2 separate regions of the Homo sapiens genome follow, and region 2 is linked to region 1. A link is a loop called in an ENCODE intact Hi-C map of the cell type or tissue named here. Cell type or tissue: endothelial cell of umbilical vein. All regions are shown on one strand. Links, peaks and the distances in the headings refer to the core of each region. The heading gives the core; the rest is flanking DNA. Region 1 has its middle 170 kb from the start of GRB10. Region 2 overlaps GRB10 (growth factor receptor bound protein 10).

Region 1 (11,252 bases), core at 2,105-10,104:
AATACTTAAAAGCAGGATTCTCATTTCTTGTTCAACATTTAATTTCCAGCACCAAAGATAGTTCCTTCAATAGACAGTAAGTGCTCGATAGTTGGTGAATGGAAAGGAAACCTCCCTCTTGATATAACAGAGATGGGAAAGGTCAGGGAGGCCTGGGAGTACATTTTGAATGGCTTCTAGCCTTGGATGCCCAGATACCACACATACATTCAAGGACCCAACCTACAAGGGCAGGTACATGAACTCTGAAGCTGGACTCCTGGAATCCAGATCTGGGCTCAGCCACTGACCAGTCTCATGTTATGTGACCTCAGTTATGTGACCTCAACTCTCTAATAATAGGAAATGGTTCTATTGCTGTTACCATGATGATGATGATTGAAGCACAGAAAGAAAAGCCAAATGCCATGAATTCTTGTTCCTCTGAATGTCTGAGCAAGTGAGGATCAGAGGAGGACTGTGGAGGGAACCACTCCTTTAATAAAAATTCTGTGGCCCTTCCTCTGAAAGCCACTCCAGACCCCACCGAGTCCTGGCTGTCACGCTGCACAGCACAGGGGCCAGCATCCACACTGCACCTGTGTGGCCCTCCTTGGGCGTACAGACCACCTACCAGACCCCCAACTTGCAGCACTGAGTCCCAGGACCATGGAGACTGGGAGCCTCTTCTGCATGCAAGGACGGGCTTAGTGTTGATGAGCCTGGGGAAACATCTTTGCTGTCAAGTCTTCCATTTCTGCAGAAGGGATTCAGCCATGAAAACTTGACAGGAAAATCATGACTTCCAAATTACATATGCAAATTCCTTTCCTTTCTAGATGTTGATGTCTCTCCAAATCTCTCGCGGTTCATGCATTGGATACCTTGCCTGACCCAGCAGGCTGCAGGATGAGGAGCACAGTGAGGAGCTGGGGTCTCACTCCCACAGGTGGGCCCCAGAAGCACAGAGCAGGGGCAGGAGCAGACTGGATGATGGATGGCACAGGGTCCCTCCGGGATCAGAGGTTTCTTTTTGGCCTGGCAGCAGAGGTGGTTATCCCAAGACTAGCTCATGTCTTGTTGTGGCACCCACTTCTACATTCTGGAGAATTCAAGGTGAGAATACACATGTAGTGAGAATATGTGAATTACTGATTTTTTAACTTCTATGAACTTTTTGGCTCCAGGCTGCTTACTGACTGCTTTATATTGCTGTAATCTTTAGTATTTCTGGCTGGATTTTGTCATTTTAAAATATGAGATGATAAACCACTACAATTGATTTTGGTTTTGATTAAATTTGGAGTAATATGGTCCTATCAGTGAGGATTAAATTTGGACTGTAGGCTGGCATAAAACTCAGCCAACTGCTATTTGTGGGAGAGTAACAAAAAGTATTTCTCCCCTTAGTAAGAGACTTCTATGGCTAAAGCATCGCCTACATACTCTTGTTCATCCCACACCTGACCACCCCCTGAAAATACATCTTCTTAGCTAAATATGGCCTCCTGGATGAACTGTTTATGGACAGGCTCACTGATGGATGCATGGATGGATGGATGGGTGGATGGAGATTTTAGAGGATAATTCTATTAGGGGATAAATTCACACATGAGCTGCAAAAGTCAGATAAGATTCAAAGTGTTCTGAGTTCTTGTGAAGTGAGACTTTTCCCACTAAAAGTGCATTTGAAGAATGAGCAGAATTTGCAGAGCAACAATTTATACTCTGGATGCCCTATGTATAATGAGACGAAAGGAAACAATGTCTGTTCCCAACAGGATAGAGTTCCAGTGAAAAGACATTCTACTTTCTATTCAAAGACATGTTTTAAGGCTCCAAATGGGTGAATCCACATTGCATATACCTGGATGGTTTCTGATATGTTAGGTTTATGTCTGTAAGAAGCTAGTATCGGCTGACAGAGGAAGCACTGTCTGGAAGACGTCCTTGCAGAAAGGGGTGTCCTATGACCTAGGACTCTTTTTCTGAGTTTCAGAGAAAAAAAAATTTTTCCCCTAAGCTTTGCTGAATATTATGTCTTTTTAAGATTTTTTTTTAGTCTAAAAGCTTAGATTAGTAAGTACTATATGGCAGAAATTCTGCTAAACACTTTCCCTGAAATGTGAGTACAACAAGTAATTCCCATTTTACAGATGAGGAGAGGAAGATTTAAGGAACATTCCAATGTAGATCTAATTCCAAAACTTGTGCTCTTAACAGCAAGCTCTACAGAATGTATCACTTTTTCCTGCCTTAATTGTGGCAGCCCCAGTTATTTATACTAACCCTACTGCTCATAGCAATAAAAAAACCTGGTGAAATATGTGTGAATCCTCTTAGAAGCAAGAAAGAGCTAGTTGATAGGTAGAACTGCCAAACCTGAAGAGCAGCCTGAAGGCATTTCCTGCATAGGGATTCGAACATTTGTTTTGGAAGGTCTCATGGAACACAGGTACAGACATCAAAGTCCAAGGCTCACACCAGGTAAAAAGTCCAACAGATTTCCCGCAATGAGCCAGGACCTCAGGGCTTGGCTCTGAGGGTGGGGGTGAACAAGAAGAGGGCCAGGCCTTCAGGAAATATAGTCTCTCTCAAAATAAAAAATGCAAAACCAAATTTAAAACTCCGTGGATAGGTGTGACAGAAGATTAGACACAGCTAAAGACAGAATTTATGATCTGGTGAGGAAGAGATTGTATAGACACGATCTCTATACATTTCATACACAAACGAGTTGGGGGGAAGAGGGGGGGGTGGAGAGAGAGAGAGAAAGAGAGAGAGAGAGAGACTGGGATGAGTAAAAAGAAATTGCATACATCTACTCAGAGTCCCAGCAGGAAAGGAGAGGAAATGAGGCTGAACAAATATTTAAAGAGGTAATGGCTGAGACGTTTCCTGAGCCACTGAAAGGCATTGTCTTAGCCCGGTAGGGCTGCCATAACAAATTATCACAAGCTTGGTGGCTTAAAACAACAGAAATGTCTTATCTCACATTTCTGGGGGCTGAAGTCCACACTCGAGGGGCCAGCAGGTCTGCACTCCTCTGAAGGCTCTAGGGAAGAACCCTTCCGGGCCTCTTCCAGCTTCTGATGGCTCCTGGTAATTCCTTTTCTTTTCGGTTCCTTCTCAGATCTGAGTCTTTCCTCCTACATTTTACTTTAAGCACCAAGGAGAAACCAGGACATGACTTCAACACTTTGCTTGGAAATCTCCTAAGTCCATGTTCATCAGCAACAAGCTTTACTTTCCATAAAAAGTTGAGGGCTCACCGAAAGATGATCTCATCTTAATTAATTACAGCTGCAAAGACCCTGTTTTCAAATAAGGTCATGAACTCTGAAGTTCCAGGCGGACTCGTATTTTGGTGGGGGAACACCATTCTACCCAGCATAGACATTAATCCACCCATTTCAGAAGCCTAGTGCATCCCTAGAAGGAAAATTAAGGAAGTCCACACCTAGAAAAATCACAGTGCAACTGCACAAGGCCAAAGATAGAGTGTCTCAGAAGCCGTAAGAGAAAGAGGTCAGAAGTCATCAAGTGAAGTGTGAAGTTTTTGCAGACATGTCAAGCATGATTGAAAATACCCAATTATAGAATGTACCAAGTTTTTCACTGCTTGAGGTGAAAAAAATGCTTTGAGGTTGGGAGAGCAGAAAGGAGGGTGGCTCTGACCCTGTGAATCCTCAGACAAATTGGAAGTCCTTTGTCTCCTTATTTGTAAAGTACAGCATTGGGCAAAATCGTCTCACATTACCTAAAGCTAAAAGCCCTACCATCACTCCTAGAATGACTGTTGTGCAACTTCACTTTTGGCAGGTGCGATAGGGATGAGGAGTGTGGCGTACTGTTCCCTCTCACGCGACAAGAGGACATGCTGAAATGTGCATGGTCAAGGTTTAAAAATACTAAGAAAGACAGTCTCACAAGGTGCACCTGTGTGTGCCCTTGTGTTGTCTTCATGTAAGTCGGGGCGTGTACTCTTTCATGGGTTCCAGACTCCTTGACTATAGTGACCCTTTGTTGGTATTTTCTCTCTCTGGCTTCTGATCTCCTCTGATCTTCCTCCAGAGGGAGGTTTGCTACCTCCTGTGGTATTGGACACAGTAGTATTTCATACATTGAAAGCTAGGGCAGAGGAGTGTTTCCGCCTTCTCCATCACCCACTTCCAGGGCACGGACGCCTGCCCCAGGTCAGCTGGATGGACACCTCCCGACCTGCCACCCCACAGGGCTCCGAAGCCAGAACAGCGGGAGGAGGGGCATCTCGCAGCAATGGGAGCAGCCTCCTACCTCTGTTCTGCCTGCTGCTCCACCCCCAGCACCCCTGTAGCCCCCAGCAGTACACCCTTCCCCTCCCTCTGCGTCCTGTCTTGTAGTACAAGATAGATGGCTGCTCCTGCTCTCAGACCCCAGGACAATTTCCATTCCCACCTTCTCTCTGAGACTGGCTCTCCCATGAGTGTCCTCACACCCACTCCTTTTCTGCCCTGAGGTTTGCCACTACATCCTGCAACCAGGAATCTCACCAAGATGGCACTTCTGCAAGGTCAGACCTGGTGCCTGGCAGCGAGGCCCCACCGGAAGGGCAGTTGCCATACAAAGGGACCCTTCTGGGAAAAAACTCTCTTTAGCCTGCTGATGTAGTTTGAATATATGTCCCCACCAAATCTCATATCAAAATGTAACACCGAGTGTCAGAGATGGGGCCTGGCCAGAGATGTTTGGCTCATAGGGGTGGACCCCCCATTGCTTTGTGCTGTCCTCATGGTAGTGAGTCCTCAGGAGATCTGGTTAAGTGTGTGGCATCTCCCCACTCGCTCTCTCTCTCTTGCTCCTGCTCTGCCATGTGAGGTGCCTGCTCCCCCTTCACCTTCTGCCGTGAGTAAATTCTCCCTGAGGCCTCCCCAGAAGCTGAGCAGATGTCCCTGCTGTGCTTTCTGTACAGCCTGCAGAATCATCAGCCAATGAAGCCTCTTATCTTTATAAATTACCTAGACTCAGGTATTTCTTTCTTTCTTTTTTTTTTTGAGATGGAGTTTCACTCCTGTCACCCAGGCCAGAGTGCAATGGTGCGATCTCGGCTCACTGCAAACTTCGCCTCCCAGGTTCAAGCGATTCTCTTGCCTCAGCCTCCTGAGTAGCTGGGATTACAGATGCCCGCCAACATGCCCAGCTAATTTTTGTATTTTTAGTAGAGATGGGGTTTCATCAAGTTGGCCAGTTTGGTCTCGAACTCCTGACCTCAGGTGATCCGCCCGCCTCAGCCTCTCAAAGTGCTGGGATTACGTGAACTATAATTGAGGTATATACACCACATACAAACACCACTAGTTAGATCTTCTTGCTGCTCCCCTTTTCCTACTGAAAATCGTTCTTCTGCAACACTTTGCAGCGCTCACTGTTCCAGCCTCAGCCCTGCCCTCTTGCATGGGCCTCACAGGGCTGGGCAGAGGAACCTGGGATCAGGGATCCCCCTGGACTCGATGCAGATGTCTGCCCATCGGGTGCACTGAGAGAGCCTGGAACAAGCTGGTTCATCTGCCCGGCCTTCTTAGCAAGTTGTTCAGGCACTTGTGACATAGGCAGAAGCAGAGTCATAGAAGTTCCTGTTTCCCCTGGAGCTGGGCATGAGTCCCAATGGGGCCATTTGGTCTTCCTGTTGCATCCTTGTCCTGTCCCTGGGCCAGACTTCCTCCTCCTGTGACCATTGGACAGATCCTCACAGAGAAGCTTCGGGGGCAGTCTTATTCTCAGAATTGGGGATTTGCTGCTATCGAATACCTCCAGCCATGCAAATACTAATACTTGTATGATCACCAATACTAACAGTAGAGCTCACTCACACGCAGGCACGGGCTAAGGGTAAAAATTAGACTCAGCTCTATCACTGTTAACTCTCCCAATAACCCTGTGCAATAGGCACTATTAGTACAGTTTGCATTCTGTAAATGAGGAAAGGGAGACTCAGAAAGGTCAGGCAACATCCCCTAGGTTGCCCCAGCCAGTGCGTGGGGAGCTCCAAGTGCCTGCCTCCGAGGCCTGGGTCTTTACTGCTCAAGCATGGCTCCCACACAGCCTCCCTTCTCCCCTGAAGCCACCTGTGGCATTCACCAGATGGGTATGAACCAACCATCAGTACTCACAGGAGGTGCTGCAGACGTTTTAAGACTGAAACGTGTTTTCTATTGCACCTGTTTCTTTCCATTAAGAAAGGAAAAAATCAGTTTTCTACCTAATCTCAAACTACAAATCACTAAGACACTGGTCAAAGGGAATGGCCCAGATATACACCTTTAGCCCCAACATAAAACTCACTAGAAAAGTGTAAGGGAGAATTTACTTAATCATTCAGGAGTTGCCGTCTACATTGCAGAGCCAGGAAAAGTGAAATAAGGCACAGTGACTGGGCCCTAATTTCACTGCCTGACCCAGCCTGGTGAGTAAGAAAGGCCTGAGGGGGTTAGACTGACCTTTGTCTGTCCTGTAGCTCCATCAGTCTCACTCACAATAGGGGCAGAGACCAGTCCCTCAAGCCACTGAAACCAGCTTCCTGACCTACGTGAGTCACCCCTCTCTCTCTGGGTGCTCATTCAGTCTAGCTTTGCAGCACACAAAGGAAGCTGAGGAAAAGACTCAGGAAGTCTTCATAGCACTTTCAGCCAAGCTCTTTCCCACATCTGTGCCATCGATTAGGGGACTGGAGGACAATAATGTAGGTTTATTCCTGATTTTTAAAAGATCATTGAGTTCAATACTCAATTCTTTCCTCCAGCCCTTAAAGGAGCTGGGGTGTCCCCCTTGTTTATTGGCCTCCAAAGCACTCCAAGTGTCTTAGGAGCATGCATGGCAGGACAGAGACATATGCATGGAGCACTTCTCTCCCTCCACAGTGGAGCCCCCCACAGGTTGCAATGACCTGTGGCCATTGGTTGGCCGTGGCTGTTCTGCCATTTGCTAATCTGCCTAAACTCGCTCTTGTACTTTTCTTTTAAAGTTTTCCCTCGTGCCCTGCACCATTCTTCTCCACTGATGCAATAATTTACTGGAACGTCATGAACTAAGTGTTCCAAAAGAATTACCCAAGTGTCTGTCTGCTTTGGAAAACATTTTATTTATGTTATCTGTGTAAGGCAAGTGACAAAACTCTCCCACGCTCTGGGAGTCCAGACTGCCCCAGGTGGTGTGGAGAGACAGAGTCCGGCCAAGAAGTGCTTGGCAGAGGCAGGTGGAGAAGGACAAACCCCTGTCCATGTTACCAGCACAGGAGCCTGGGAAAAGGGAATCAGTACAAACTATGGTCATCTCAAGGTTTTCCTTCAGGCCCAAGGATGTAATCTCAAATTACTCCCCACTGCGAAAGTTTTGTTCTCATGTGTGCCTTGACTTTCCCAGTGCTTTGTGGAGCACAAAATAGCATGGAGAAATGTCTTTCTCAGTGCAACATGGAGCCCTGTGGCAAGCTTAAAATATCATTTCCCTCTGGGCACCACAGAGTCTCTTTTTCAAAGAAGAATTCAACCACCAGTCTGCCTTCCAGTTTGCAAAATTATTTTTTCACATGTTGCCAAGAAAGGACGCATTGCCAAGCAAGCTTGGTGGTAATTAAAATGTGATGGCACCTCTCACAGAGAAGTCCTCAAATCCTTCCCATAGAACTGTGCATGGACCAGCCCTGCTCCCCCCGGGCAGGTACCTGCTTCCACATCTACACTGCCAATGCCGGCACCCACAGCCAACTCTCAGTTTCAAAAATCAGCTCTCTAATGTGCATGTGACTTCTCATTGCTTAACAGAGCACTTTTTAAATAGTGAAAGTTTGTAGTGAGCTTGTGAGATTATCAAAATACAAACAATAGGAAACAGTGAAGGGGATGGTGAGGGCTTTATTCAGCTGGCATCTTCTCAGGCGTGTTTGGCTGCATCTACATGGGGAGTCCTTGACAGGCCTGGATTAAGTAGCAAGTAAAAGAGGTAAATGAACAATGCTGGCATCAGTTCCTGTCACACAAAAGGCTCAAGCAGGTAGTAATGTCCAAGGCATTCCAGCTTGACCCTGAGTAAGAGAGTTTCTACCTGCACTGAAACCAAATTTGCAAAAAGAAGACTTCCCATGCATTACTTCTTTAGTCCTCAGTGTCTCTACAAGCTAAGTGGTAGTCGATGTCCCCACTTAACAGATAAGGAAATATAGAGCACACAAATACTGCCTACAACCTCATGTTGAGTAAAAGGCAAAGCTGGAAGCAAACCCAGGTCTACCCAGCCCCAAAGCCTGTGTTTTTAATTGTGAAGGACACTATTTAGAGGTTACAAAGCCTTTCACTTGCAAAAAAAAAAAAAAGGACTGTTTGCCATTAGAAACAATTTTTAACTCAGGAAAATTGTTTGCTATGGTAGAAATTCTAAATATTCACATCCAGGAATAATTTCATAGTAAAGGGCAGGGTTTCATGCCAGTTCTCTTCTTAGTAGATTTTTCTAGGAAAATTAGGTAGGGGAGTCTTTGAGAAGGATGTTCTCCCTTGCTCTCCTTATCTGTGTCTGCCCTTACCAGGTGGAACTTGGCAAATTGTGAGAAGCTGTAGAAAAGTCAGAAAATTTTTTCAGAATTCGTGTCTCTTGTCAGCACAGGCATTCCTGTGACCATATTTTTCAATTAAGGATGTCTAATTAGTACTTTTTTGCATACAAAAGTATATTTATAATTTCTATCTGGTTTTAGTCATAGTTTGGATTATTATGTATATCTACAGTTACAACTCTAAGCAATTCCAAAAACTCACGTTGAAGTCTTTGTCAGATTATTCTTTTCATTTAACCAAAACTAATTTTACCAAGTTGAGTTGATTATCAGAATTTTCTATTGTGAAATTTGCCCAAGAGTTTCTAAATTTTTATTTCATACACATTTTGAGTTGGAAAGATTTTCTCTCTCTTTCCCTCTCTCCTCCCCACCTCTTCCTGTTTAATAAATTTGTCATTGTCCTTTTCTTGCCCCTTGATGGTCCCAGTCCAAGATCCCATAGCATGCTAATGGTTCAAGACTTCTGCTGGTATTGATAATGGAGAAATCTCTGATTCAAGAGCTAGATGACAAGTTTCTTGGTTATTCCCGTGTGTGTGTTTTATGTGTGTGTTCTTCATTATTAATAGGCATACAGCTTCATAAGTCAACTTTCTCAAACCTATCACATAAACCACCCCATTGTTAAATAACTATTTTAAATTGCCACTCTACTGTCCTAAAATATAATTCATCAGTAATGCAATTTACAAATAAATGTAATTAAAAAAACATGTACATGCAGCTTTATTTCTGAGTTTTCTATTCTGTTCCATTGGCTTATATGTCTGTTTTTGTACCAATACCATGCTGTTTTGGTTATTACAGTCTTACAATATAGTTTGAAGTCAGGAATTGTGATGCCCTCACTCCTGGACTTTTTTTAATGTGAGACTTTATATTATATATTCTCTCTGATTACTCACAATTGGTCTGTTTAAGTTCTTTATTTCTTCTTGGTTCAAGCTTCGTAGGTTGTATGTAACCAGACATTTATCCATTTCATCTAGGTTTTTAAATTCATTAGCAAATAATTGTTCATAACAGTCTCTAATGAGCCTTTATATTTCTGTGGTATCAGGTGTAATTGCTCCTTTTTCATTTCTAGTTTTATTTATTTGGGTATTTTCTCTTTTTTCTTGGTTATTCTAGCTAGTGATTTGTTGGTTTTATTTTTCCAAAAAAAACACAACTTTTTGTGTCATTGATCTTTTGTTTTGCTTTTAGTCTCAATTTCATTTATTTCTTCTCTGATCTGTATTATTTGTTTCCTTCTACTAATTTGGGGTTTAGTTTGTTCTTGCTTTTCTCTAGTTCCTTGAGATGTATCATTAGGTTGTTTATTTGAAATCGTTCTACTTTTGTTGATGTAGGAGTTTATTATTCTAATCTTCCCTCTTAATACTGCTTCTATTGTATCTCCAAAGTTTTGGTAAATTGTGTTTCTATTTTCATTTATAATAATTTTTAAAAATTTCTTTCTTAATTTCTTCATTGACCCATTTGGTGTTCAGGAACATGTTGTTTAAATTCCATATATTTGTACATTTTCCAAAGTACCTCTCATTGATTTCTAGTTTTAGTCCATTGCAGTCAGAAAAGACACTCAATATGATTTCAATTCTCTTAAATGTGTTGAGACTTCTTTTGTGGCCTACCATGTGGTCAATCCTGATGAAAGATAGACCACATTTTGCAGTTGTTGAATGAAATGTTTGTAATTGTCTGTTCGGTCCATTTTGTCTACAATGCAGTTTAAATCCAACGTTTCTTTGTTGACTTTCTGTCACCTGTCTGATGCTGAGAGTGGGGTGTTCAAGTCTCCAGCTCTTATTTTATTGGAGTGTATCTCTGCCTTTAGATCTAGTAATATTTGCTTTATATATCTGGGTGCACTGCTATTAGGTGCATATATATTTACAATTGTTGTAGCCTCTTGCTGAATGAATCTTGATCATAGTGCAATGACCATCTTTGTCTCTTTTTACAGTTTTTAATTTAAAGTGTTTTATTTGATGTACATACAACTACTCCTGCTTGCTATTGGCTTCTGTTTGCATGGAATATCCTTTTGCATCCCTTCACTTTTAGTCTATGTGTCTTTTCAGCTGACATTTCTTTTAGGCAGCATATAGTTGGGTAATTTTTAAAAATCCATTCATCCAGTCTATATCTTTTAAGTAAGGAATTTATCCATTTATATTCAAGGTTATTACGATAGGTGAGGACCTAATACTGTCATTTTGTTAATTATTTTCTGCTTGTTTTGTAAATGCTTTGTTTCTTCTCTCTTAATGTTCATCATTGTGGTTTGGTGGTTTTATAGGAGTAATGTGGCTTGATGGTAGTAATATATGGCTTGATTCTTTTTCTCTTTGTGTAACTGCTCTAACAATGAGTTTTATACTTGTACATGTTTTCATGGTAATGATTATCATCTTTTTGCTTCTAGTTGTAGGATTCTCTTGAGAATTTCTTGTAAATCCTGTTTAGTGGTGATGAATTCCCTCAGTTTTTGTCTGTGAAAAACTATTTCTTCCTCATTTCTGAAGCACAGCTTTGCCAAGTATAGCAGTATTCTTGGCTGACAATTTTTTTTCTTTCATCACTTTGATTATCTCATTTTCTCCTGGCTTGTAAGGTTTCTGCAAATAACTCTTCTGTTAGTCTAATAATTATTCCCTTGTATGTGACTTGACACTTT
Region 2 (11,252 bases), core at 1,178-9,177, 230 kb after region 1:
TGGCCCGATGGTGCTGGTCGAGGGCCAGGGCACACATGTCGCCAGCAGCCATGGATCGTTTCTGTAGCTCTCAGGTCACTAGGACACGCTGGAGCAGGGGCTGGTGACAAGTCCCATGGTGCAGAGGCCCACTGCCCTTTCTGCCTCGGTCTTCTGTGTCTTGCTTTGCCTTGTAAGATAGCGTGGTCATATTCCCGTTTGACTGTGCGTACTTTTCTAAAAGAGTTTGGTTGTAGTACAGAGTTGCCCCCTGAGAGCCGGGCTTCCGTGTTTGGAATGAAGCAAGCACTCACTGTGTTTTTCACCTTCTGGGTCGGGCCAGACACTCCTGATGACGGGTTCTGCAGTGATGGTGGTTGTCGGGACATTCACCTGGACACATGTGCTCACGCGTGAGGGAGTGGGAAGGAGAAAGGGCTTGGTGTCTTAACAGATGTTCTAGAGGGAGTCCTCTCCACAGATTGGCTCTTTCCTTTCCTGAGAGCCCTAGGTGGAATTTTGTGGGAGAACAAGTTCATTTCTGTTCCTTCACTTTCTCTAGCTCTTCTTCATGGGCTGCTAGAACAGTTTCATCTGCAAGTTCCCTTCATCTTCTGAAACAGATTTTATTTGAACTTTCACTTGGTGTAGACAGATTCATTGTTAGGGGATGGTCTTTGGTTCTTTAGATTTGATTCGCGAATCCTGGTTCATCCTTACTCGTGATTTGTCATTGGAAGTACTTACACCATCTCTCCCAGGCCTGTGACTTTTCGGCTGGAGCAGTCCTAGGTTTGGAAGTCCTTTTATATGTTCAGGCTGTGGTCAGCTTTTTGCACTTCTTTGAACTTATTTTCTCTCTTAGTCTGTGAAGTCTCTTTTTAGCTACTGTGATGAGAAATTGCCTACAGCATTATGGCTGCAAAAAGATGCCTTTGAACATTTTTTTTTTTTTTTTGGTATCTAAGTGAAGCAAGCCTTCGAAGAAAGGCTGAAGATTAGGAATACCGTTCATTCTAATCGTCGAATGTGACACAAAGCCAAAATTGGTTACAAGCCAGAAAAGAGGATTAAAACCTTAGCGAACTGCAAAGTTTGGTGGTGACCCCTGAGTCTGTGTAGTTTGTGAGCTCTGGAACAGGCATCTGCCTCTCCCTCTGCATAATTGTCTTCTTGTTCTTAAAGAGGCTGTGGTTGCCTCCCCCCATTGATTAAAGCTCTGTGCTGCACCCACAGGTCACAAGTCCAGTTCTCGTGTGGCCAGTTAGTGTTAGCTAGTTGTCCGGGCCCGACTGCACCCTTCACCCCTGCCTGCCACTTCCTACTCAGTCCCAAGAGAGTGCAGTCAGTGAGCTCAAAGAACATCCCCAAGGGAAAGTCTCTCTTGAGGTCATTTTCGTAGTGCTGTCCTCGGCTGGGTATAGAATAGGCTTTTAGGGCCAGATAATGGCCACAGAGGTTCTGTCAGCTTCCCTTCCCTTCCTGGCATTTCCAGTTTCCTGCTGGTACCTACAGAAGTGGCAGACTTACAAGCTGTGTCAGTTCCTCCCTTGATGGCCTTGTTAGGTGTTTGTAGTCACCGATGCCCCAGGCTGCTTTCCTGGAGCCAGGAAGTCAGGAAGGAAGGGTGGGCTTTCCCTGCTATGTGCTGTCATGCTTTGAGGAAATACTCATTGCTTCTCAGGGCCATTTGAAAGCACTGTCTTACTCTTTAAAAAATTTGACAGCAAGACTTGGCGGCATATGTCCCTTGTTCCTGGAAAATAAGATGACAGTTCCAGAATTTCTCAGAATATGGGATGATTTACAATGGGTTCCAGTCTTGAGCAGTCGTAATTATATTATAATAATTAGATAAATCTCCAGAGTTTTATAGAGAAAAATTTATTCTTAAAACCTTCAACATACAAATAATTTTCTAATTCTAGCTGTTCACTTGCAGCAGTGGCTTGGATTAGATAGATGGTTCAGTCCGTGAGTCACTGATGTGATTTTTAAAATATGCACAGAAGCACCAAAATTACTGTATGCATTTAATCATCCTGCTGTTGGAGGGCAGCAGTTGGGGAGGGGTTCTGGCAAGGTTGGGGATGACCCACTTCACTTTTAAGACTTAAGTTTTTCCTTTAGAATGTGACACATCATAATTCTCTGACCTTGGAGAAATCCTGCAACTTTCCCTACCGCAGTTTCCATACCGAAGTTTTGGTAGAAAAGGGTTAGTGGTATCTGGGTTGTAGCAGGGATTAGAGGAAATATGTCTAAATTACCCGGCGCCTGGTCATCCTTTAGAAGCTGAGTCAAGGGCTGTGATCTTTAATTCTTTGATAGAGCACCAGCCAGGTACCAGGCACATGTTTTGGGCTAGGGAGCCAGCTTTGAGCTCGGCAGACAGATCTTTGGGGCTCCTGGATTCCAGTGGAGGAGACAGACATGGAACAACTGGCAAGTGAGATAGCTGTGAATAATGATACTAATTCTGAAGCAAATAAAATGGGACAACGGGGGGAGAGAGGGCCGGCTGCCTTGGTCTTCGGGGGGGGCTCCGTTAGTAGGGTCCTATAGCTCATTGTCTGCCATTTTTAAAATCAAAAGGTCTGAAGCAAGAAATTTCCTCATTTATTATGCCACGGCAGAGTCCAGAGCTTTGCCGAACACAGGGTCTGCCTGGGAAGTGGGATGGGGTTTATGGAGCTCCCTCTGGGCCCTGCACATCTGTGTTCATTGATGTGGACACTGTGTTATCATTCTCCATTCCCCAAAACTCTTAATTCTTAACCATGTCCAGCCTCCAGGCTTTTGAAGAAGGAATTATGCACCTATGACAAAATTATGGTAAATAAAAGCAACATTTATTATCTTTCAGAAAAATGCAAAATAGGAAATAAAATGTGCTTGGCTACAAACTTCCGTACACAATGTTGAACTGAGCATTAGAAATGAAACAACTTGCATGTGAATTTTATGTAGGTGATTAAATTTACTGTTGAATTTCCAAAAGCAATGTTTTTATTTTCATAGTTTTCTGATTTCTGAATTAAAAACAATCATGCTTAGAAATGAGCCATCTTAGAAACTCTCCTTGCCATCCTGCCCTGCAGAGCCTCAGCTTTTGGTGGAGATAATGGCAACAGCATTAGTGCACATACACGCTGTCCAGCCCCAGGACACCACAAGATGTGTGTTGTGGTTCCATTTCAGTGCTGTGTCCCTGAAGCTTCAGGCGGGGAACCTACTCTTCTAGTGCAGGGCTTGACGAACTGCAATCTGCTTTTGCAGATAAAGTTTTATTGGAGGCTGGTCTTGGTGGCTCACGCCTGTAATCCCAGCACTTTGGGAGGCAGAGGCGGGTGGACCACTTGAGGCCAGGAGTTCGAGACCAGCTTGGCCAACATGGGGATACCCTGTCTCTATTGAAAATACAAAAATTAGTCAGGCGTGGTGGCGCACACCTGTTATCCCAGCTACTCAGGAAGCTGAGGCAGGAGAATTGCTTGAACCCAGGAGGTGGAGGTTGCAGTGAGCCAAGATCGTGCCACTGCATTCCAGCCTGGGCGACAGAGCAAGACCCGGTCTCAAAAAATAAAATTAAAGTTTTATTGGAACTTGGCCATTGGGTTTTGTATTGTCTGTGGCTGCTTCCAAGCCCCATCAGCAGAGTTGGGTAGTGTTTGACCCTTTACAGAAGAAAGTTTTTTCTGGGACACTGACTGCTAGAATGAACCTTTTTGGATGGACAGAGGCTCAAGGGGGCCTCCTTGTATCAGCTCATCTCCTCCCCATTTTCTGGGTTAGAAACAGTCCTCAGATGAGACTTCATCTGCTGATCACATACAGCTTTGGATTTTCTGTTGGGTGCCCTAGATTCCTTAATCTTTTGGCAGTGCGTGGAGGAGCTGAAAGATGACATCATCTCCGAGAGTTGATTTGGGCTCAGTTCCTGGAAATGAATTCCATTCCCAAAGTCTGTCACTGTTGTTATTATTATTATTATTTTTAGTGAAAGAGTGATTCTGTAGTTTTTCATTTTTAAGTACTACACCCCCCCCCCATACTTTGGCTAAAGAACATTTTATTAGACTACATTTTCTTTAAGAAATTTGTTGATAGTACCTGCCACTCTTAACCCTTGAGGTGGGAAGTTACGAAGATCATTTGAAATGTCTCTCTTTAAATTTTATTTGACTGTTCCAGCTGATAGGACATTTACCTAAAATGGTTTTCCAAGTCATTTAAGGTTATGATTCTGAACTTAGGAACAGCAGCTATGTTATGGAGATATTTTGTGAGGTAAAACAGGCAGTGTGTTGACTACTATTCACCTGCATGGCTTTAGGCATGGTGTTTAAATTCTCCACATTTCTTCTGTTTTCAGCGTCATTGTGAAAATTGGAAGACACTTATATAAACTTTGGCATTGTGTTTAGCACACAAAAGACCCTGTTAAATGTGAGCCACTGTTTGGATGAGCTGGTATGTGATTTTTTTGTTTTAGAGTGTAGAATTATTTTTAAGAATGTAAGTTTTTTTTTTTTAAGTGATTTGTGCGATACTTATGTAAATTTGAGATTATAATCTTTTTAAGTCTTTAAAATCATGTGAATATTCACTTAAAACAAATAGATGGCATTTGGTTTGGGAAAATACTTTTCATTGATCTGGCAAATTGCTGTTAACTGGCTTTATTTATTTAAATCCTAGGTAGTTAATTACATATTAGTAAATAGTTTACACTTTCTGTAACTAACAGAATCAGTTGAAAACTCTATTCTTTAAATGTTCTAAGTAACTTTGACTAATTTGTTTGTTCGCTTACCATTTTATGAACAGTTGATTGGCAGACCATGGCTGGGTATTAGGGTACCAGGTGAACAAGATGTCAACCCTGCCTGCAGGGAGCTCCCAGCCCTGGAGGGAGACAGACAGGTACAACAACCAACCATGGGCCACCATGACCTGGGATGCTGTCAGTGGTGTGCTTTGTGCAGACAAGTAGAGGGGAGGGTGATTAATCCCCCATCCCATGTCATTTCCTGCTAGAACTGTAAAACTAACATATTCGACAGCCTGCAAGCTGACCACTCAGAGGCTGGCAGTGGGGAAAAGATTAAGCTCTTCCTGTTTACTTCCCTTGTCTTCAGCCTTCCACCGACTCTGTGAATTGGGTACCTTCATGATACCCATTTTATAAATGAGAAAACTGAGGTTTTTACTATATGCTGGTCATCATGCTGAGGACTTTACTTGGATTTTCTCTCCTGCCAATGCTACGCGGTGGGGACCTTCATGTTCTCCCCTTTGCAGATGAGATTATCAAAGCAGAAAAAGACCATCTCTCCTACTGAGTAACAGAGGTACATTCGTCTCTGTGAAGTGTGTTTATGTTTAATGTTGGTGAGACTGAGGAGAACAAGTTTTTGTCCAAATGCCAAAATCTCCTCCTCAGAATTATTATAATAAAACATAGAATTTGTATCCTGCAATTTTGGACTTATTGAATTTCTTTGATCATGAAATGCCATAAGTCAGTTTTAACAACAGCTTTTCAGTTGAAATAAAGATTATTATGTATTGTCCCTAAATGTGTCATGTGTGCTGATCGTAAGGTGTTTGCATTTTTAAAATGTTAAAATGGGGAGTGGGGCATGTCTTAAAATCAATGAAATATGACAGATAAGTAAATAAATGGAAATAAAAATACATAAATATGTATATATTTATTCTCAGTGCTTTTCTTTTTAATGCCTAAATCTTCTCAAACATCATCATCCTCAAGTATGGGCTTAAAGTCTGATTTTTTTTGAATAATATAAACAACTATATTTATCACATATTTTCTATGTATTATTTTTGTTTTTTGTTTTTTTTGAGACAGAGTCTCACTCTGTCACCTAGGCTGGAATGCAGTGGCCCAATCTCAGCTCACTGCAACCCCCACCTCCCGGGTTCAAGCGATTGTCCTGCCTCAGCCTCCCGAGTACCTGGAATTATAGGCATGCACCATCACACCTGGCTAATTTTTGTATTTTTAGCAGAGATGGGGTTTCGCCATGTTGGCCAGGCTGGTCTTGAACTTCTGGTCTCAAGTAGTCTGCCCATCTCTGCCTCCCAAAGGTCTGGGATTATAGATAGGGGTGAGCCACTGCACCCAGCCTGTGTTATTTTTATCCTCTCTCTGGTACTGTGGCAAATATTCTGGATGTGTTATTTTTTCTATTTCTTTTTTCCAGGAAACCAGGGCTTGCAGATATTGGTAAGTTGCCCAAGGTCACACAGCTTGTAATGGGATAGATCAGGGATCAGGCGTACGGGGTCAAGCCTGAAGCCTATGTCCTTAACCATTCCACTGTCTGGTTTTTCCTTGGCACCGTGTGCTTGGCTGTGCAGATATCTATTTGATTGGGGGTGCTAGAGTTGATTATCTTTTTCATAAGATTTCATAAGCAGTGGAGGAGCAGAACACAATATTGGTCTATGACTTTGCACTGCCTTTTAGAAGGACATATCTAATCAGGGATACCTATATCCCACTTCTGTTTTCCTCCTACTTATCATGGGGGTTAAATCCCCACAGAAATATTTGTGTTCTTTTAATTTTCCATCCCATGAAAGTTCAATGTTAGTAATCAACTTTCCCTTTGCCATCTATCTGCCCAGAAGCTACTGTGAAATCACTTATCAAAGTCTTTGTTTTTGTTTTACTTATGAGACCAGATGGTTGCCTTTTCTGTTGTAAAGTGTCAAAGTTTCTACTAGACCTACAAAAACCAAAACTTACCTGCTGTGTGTGTGTCACTGTATTCGTCCACACTCACACCGCTTATAAAGAACTGCCTGGGACTGGGTAATTTATAAAGAAATGAGGTTTAATTGACTCATAGTTCCGCAGCCTGTACAGGAAGCATGGCTGGAAGGCCTCAGGAAACTTAAAATCATGGCAGAAGCAAAGGGGAAGCTGGCAAGTCTTACGTGGCTGGAGCAGGAGGAAAAGAGCACAAAAGGGGAGGTGCTACACACTTTCCAACAACCAGGTCTCGTGGCAACTTACTGTCATGAGAATAGCAAGGGGGACATCTGCCCCTGTGATCCCGTCACCTACCACCAGGCTCCTCCTCCAACCTTGGGGATGGACATGAGATTTTGGGCGGGGATACAAATGCAAACCATATCAGTCGCCATTACAGCAGGTAGGGCAGGCAGCAGGCAGGTAACCAGCAGAGCAGGCAGCAGGCACAGCTACCTTGCCGGGAGTGTTTTTCCAGGAGAGATGGCAGTATCAAGCGCACGCAGACTTGGAAAGGCATCATGGCGTACCTGGTTGGAGCATGAATCCTTGATTCAACTGTTTTCTTTGCACAGAGTCATATTACTTGATTACCAAAGGGAAGGGAACTCATGACCCTCAGGGACAGGCTGTTTATCTGTGGTCAGAAGATGGGCCTCCTGTAACATTGACTGTGCTCCCTTCTGGCCTTGTCAGTAACGCAGAGCAAATCACTTCCGTCTCTCTGCGTTTGAAGTTATGTGTCATTACCCAGCCAGCCCCCAGCTCCTTCAGGCATCCTTCCTTTGTCGGGGTTTGTGGCACTTTTTCCTGTTTCCTTTCTCCTGTCTTGCCTAGCCCTCTTCAAGGGGAAGGACCAGAACTAATCAACACTTCAGATGAGACTGACCAGCTCAGAGCTGGGCGGCTCACGCTCTCCCTTCAGGACCCATCCTCCCATCCCTCATTGTAGCACAATGTTGACTTTTTTGAAGGAAGGTCTCTTCATGCACCCACTGCTGTGTCCCAGGTCGTGTTTATTTCCAGTTCATGATAAGTAGAGACATTGAGAAAATGTGTTTAGAGATTTTATAGCAATTTGAATGTTGAACTTAAGAATAAAAATGTGGGTGTGTATCGTATTTTTGTTTTATTTTACTTTCTGGCAATTCATTGCTATGTGAGTTGTGAAGTATCCGTGCTTGACAGGTTGACAGGGACAGCAAAAACTGCTTCTTCCCCGCAGGTGGCTCCTGAAGCACTAGTCTTGGCTATCTCAGGATATCACAGTCATGCCTGTGGTTTTTCTGTCCTTGGCAGCTCCAGTTTGCAAAGTTGAAGCTTTGCGTTTATGACCCATTGTGGCCTTGGTGTGTCATTTGTGCATGGTGAGATTTCCTCAGGCGCTGCTGGAACGTGCGAGTCCACTGCCTCCAGCCAGTGGCGGATCATGGGGGACAGCATCTGTGCCCTCCCACTGTGTTGTCCACTCTTCCCTATAGGCCTGATGTGACTCCGCTGTGCTTTTGCTAACCGTCCTTAACCAGCTCCTTGCCACTGCACTAGGGCGTGAAGGTTGGAGGGTGCCTGTGGGTCCCTCTGTAGCTCTCAGTGTGACCTACCTCCCACCTTCCTATGTCTGTTTGCCTTGAGCAGCTGTTCTAGTCTTTTCTCCATCAAGAGTCTACACCGTTTTGGAGGGTCATGTGGCCAGCGGGAGGTGAGCCAGCCCAGGAGGCATGCAGGCCCCAGGTTTGAATCCCAGTACCGCTTCAGGCGTGTGAGGCTGACAGTTATACCTGCACTGTTATGAAATGAGAGCCTCCAGGGACCACCCAACTAGTGGGGCCTTAGGAAATCCCAGTTGACCAGGGGCACTTCGCTGGAACCCTGAACAGGGCCTTTGCTCCTGGGATCCAAGGGGCTGGATCGCTAAAAACCCTTCATCGTCTTCCTTTGCCCCCAGACTCTGGTTTAGCAGGCTCTGGGGTACTGGCTGAGGGGTTCATCCTTCATTTCCAGACCTCAGCTGAAACCCAGCTAATTTGTAAGATGGGACCAAACAACATTAGAACATTTCGTTCTTTGGACAATGAGGAAATGATTGGCAGTTTCTTTGTGGTTGCCCATTCTGGGAATACAGAAGTGTGTAAGACATAGCCGGGGCTTAAAGGATGTACCCAAGTAATAGAGGAAGGAGAATTGTACCTGTTGTTTAATGACTCTAAATAAGGAAACACCTGACCCCTCTGTCTGTGGACACAGAGTTGGAATTTGAGTCCTTCACTGCCAAGGACATCATTGCTTCACTGCAACTTTTCTCTTTTTTTAAAGAAAAAAAAGCTACTTGGTATTGTGAAAAAATAGCTATAAGGTTATATTTTGCTTTACTTGTCCCTTCAGAACTTCACTAAAAGAAAAGTAAATTTTATATAAATGTATTTTATTTTTCGACATTGTGAAGGTGTTAATTCCAATTAAATTGGTCTTTGAGGTCAGGTTCTTGGCATTTGCAGGGTACTTATATGGATTTTTCAGCTTTCTAAGGCGTAAATGTGGCCTTTGTAGCTTGTGCAGTATGAGGGGTGAGTGCCAGGGCATCTAGAGAAACAACTTAATCCTGAGAGCGCTATCTTTACCTAAGGTGGGTGAAATGGGATTAAAAATAACCCTACCCAAGGAGGACATTGAGGGCAGCTTCTGAGGAGAGGCTTTATGGAGAACAAGCTGTGTGTTTGGAGGCCAGGTATAAGTAATGTCGGGGAAGGAGAGGGGGCGGTACCCTGTCACCCCACCTCATCACTCTGTCACCTTGTCACCCTGGCATTCTCCCCCATAGTCCATCCCCCATCATCCGGTCACTCTGGGCCCTGTCACCCTGGCTCGCATCACTGGTTCTGTCACCTCTTCACCCTGGACTCCCCTTTCTTGAGTGCTTGTCACAGGGCTTTGAAGCTGTTGCTGCCCATGTGCCCCCATCAACTATGTTCTCCTGGCAGATGGGAATGTGCTTTCTGTGGCTTTGAAATCTTCGAACACATGGAATTTCCCACCTTGCTGCAAGCTCATGGGACTACAGATGCTCTCAGAGCTGCTCTGTCTGTGCCATCCAACATCTTTGCCCTGACACTTCTTTGGTGCCAGGCGGGGTTACCCTGGGGCCTTCCAGGGGACCTTTCTATCACCTTAGGAAGCCGCTTTGGATCTTGGAATGACCCTTGCAGGAAGTCCTTGAACGTAAGTTTATGGCCAGTCCTTGGCCTCCTGAGTGGGCATGAGAGTGGGCAGGGCAGAGGGGCTGTGGCGTGGTGCAGGTTAAGGGTTCGGGGCTCAGCTGGTGGGGGACAGCCTGGGAAGCTGGGAGCTACTGGGCCCGTGGTACACCCTGCCTCTGGGGTGCAGGAGAGACAGGAGAGGAGGGCATAGGAGGTAGCATAGTGACCGGGCCAGCCTCCTCAGCCTGTCTTTGGCCTGATCCTCCCTACCAGCAGCCTGGGCTCTCCTTTGCCACCAGTAATACTGAACTGCTCTGCTCCCTTCTCCCCGCTCCACGCGCTGTCTTCTTCTTCCGTTTCTTGGCCTGGGCCATTTCCCTGGACTTCAGCCCAGACACCTTCCCTTCCCACAGCAGTCCCTGCCACACCCCCATGGAGCCTTCTCTTGCATTCCTGCAGCCAGTCCTGGGCCTCCCTCTGCCTGACCCCTCCTTATGCTGTCGTCTGTCCTCCCCCATCCTCAGCCACCCCAGATTCTGCTTGAGGACAGAGTGGAGACCTATCACCCTTCTGTTTGGCCCCTACCCAGTGGGGAATGGGTGACATGGTGAGGTGAGACCCCGTCCCCAGCCCAGGTCAGAACACCTAATTCTCAAGCTGCAGAGCCCTACGAGGGGCAGAGACAAGAGCTAACAGACCGGGGCTTGGGCCAGCAGAGCAAGAAGGTGGTAGCAGGTGGGGTGGGCTCACTTTGTCATGAGTTGCTTCTCTTTGGCATACTCAAATGGCCAGCATTGTTCCTCTTCACTTTGGCGCTGTTATTCAGTATAGTAAGGGCTACTTGAATTCAAGCTCTGTGATCCGCGGCAGTTGATCTGATGATCACTGCGACGGCTCCTCTGTGACTCATGGGCAGGCAGCGCCTGCAGCGTGGATCTTGGAGTCGCATCCTGGGCAGAGGGAGGAGTCGCATCCTGGGCAGGACAAAGCGGGTTGGTGCAGGATCTCATCACTCTCCTCCACACAGTGTGAAACTGATGAATTATTTATTTCTGGAATTGTCCATTTAATATTTTTGGACCACAGTTGACTGTGGGTAACTGAAGCTGCAGAAAGTAAAACCAGGATAAGGGGGGGACTACTGTATTCTCCAGGAAAGTTTAAAATAGTTTCGTGTTTGGGTACCTTTACTGTGTTAAAATTGTTTGAATATGGCAAATACTGTATGTGGTGTTCATGTTAACAATTTATGAAACTTTTCAATGAAGCAGGGCGTTTCTTTTCTTTTCTTTCTG

Evidence for each region. Hi-C counts contacts between places; a loop is a spot of excess contacts. Peaks named below come from ENCODE experiments on the same cell type or tissue, not always from the same donor. Only the 100,000 strongest peaks of a DNase experiment are listed, where the experiment ranks them.
Region 2: it touches region 1 in a loop (2.3-fold over the local background); 2 of 110 quality-filtered maps call a loop at or near these places.

The regions. Positions count from the first base shown.
Region 1 is chr7:50,949,279-50,960,530 of GRCh38, reverse strand. No RefSeq gene overlaps it. Among named protein-coding and RNA genes, the nearest start is that of GRB10, 170 kb to the right of the region's middle. In endothelial cell of umbilical vein, for the core only: no CTCF peak of the experiment used is centred there; DNase peaks (open chromatin) are centred at 2,950, 5,670 and 6,520; H3K27ac peaks cover 4,172 bases.
Region 2 is chr7:50,720,993-50,732,244 of GRCh38, reverse strand. All of the region lies in intron 4 of GRB10 (growth factor receptor bound protein 10), which reads left to right. Among named protein-coding and RNA genes, the nearest start is that of GRB10, 56 kb to the left of the region's middle. RefSeq lists an enhancer at 5,737-5,906. In endothelial cell of umbilical vein, for the core only: no CTCF peak of the experiment used is centred there; DNase peaks (open chromatin) are centred at 1,544, 5,004 and 6,304; H3K27ac peaks cover 3,674 bases.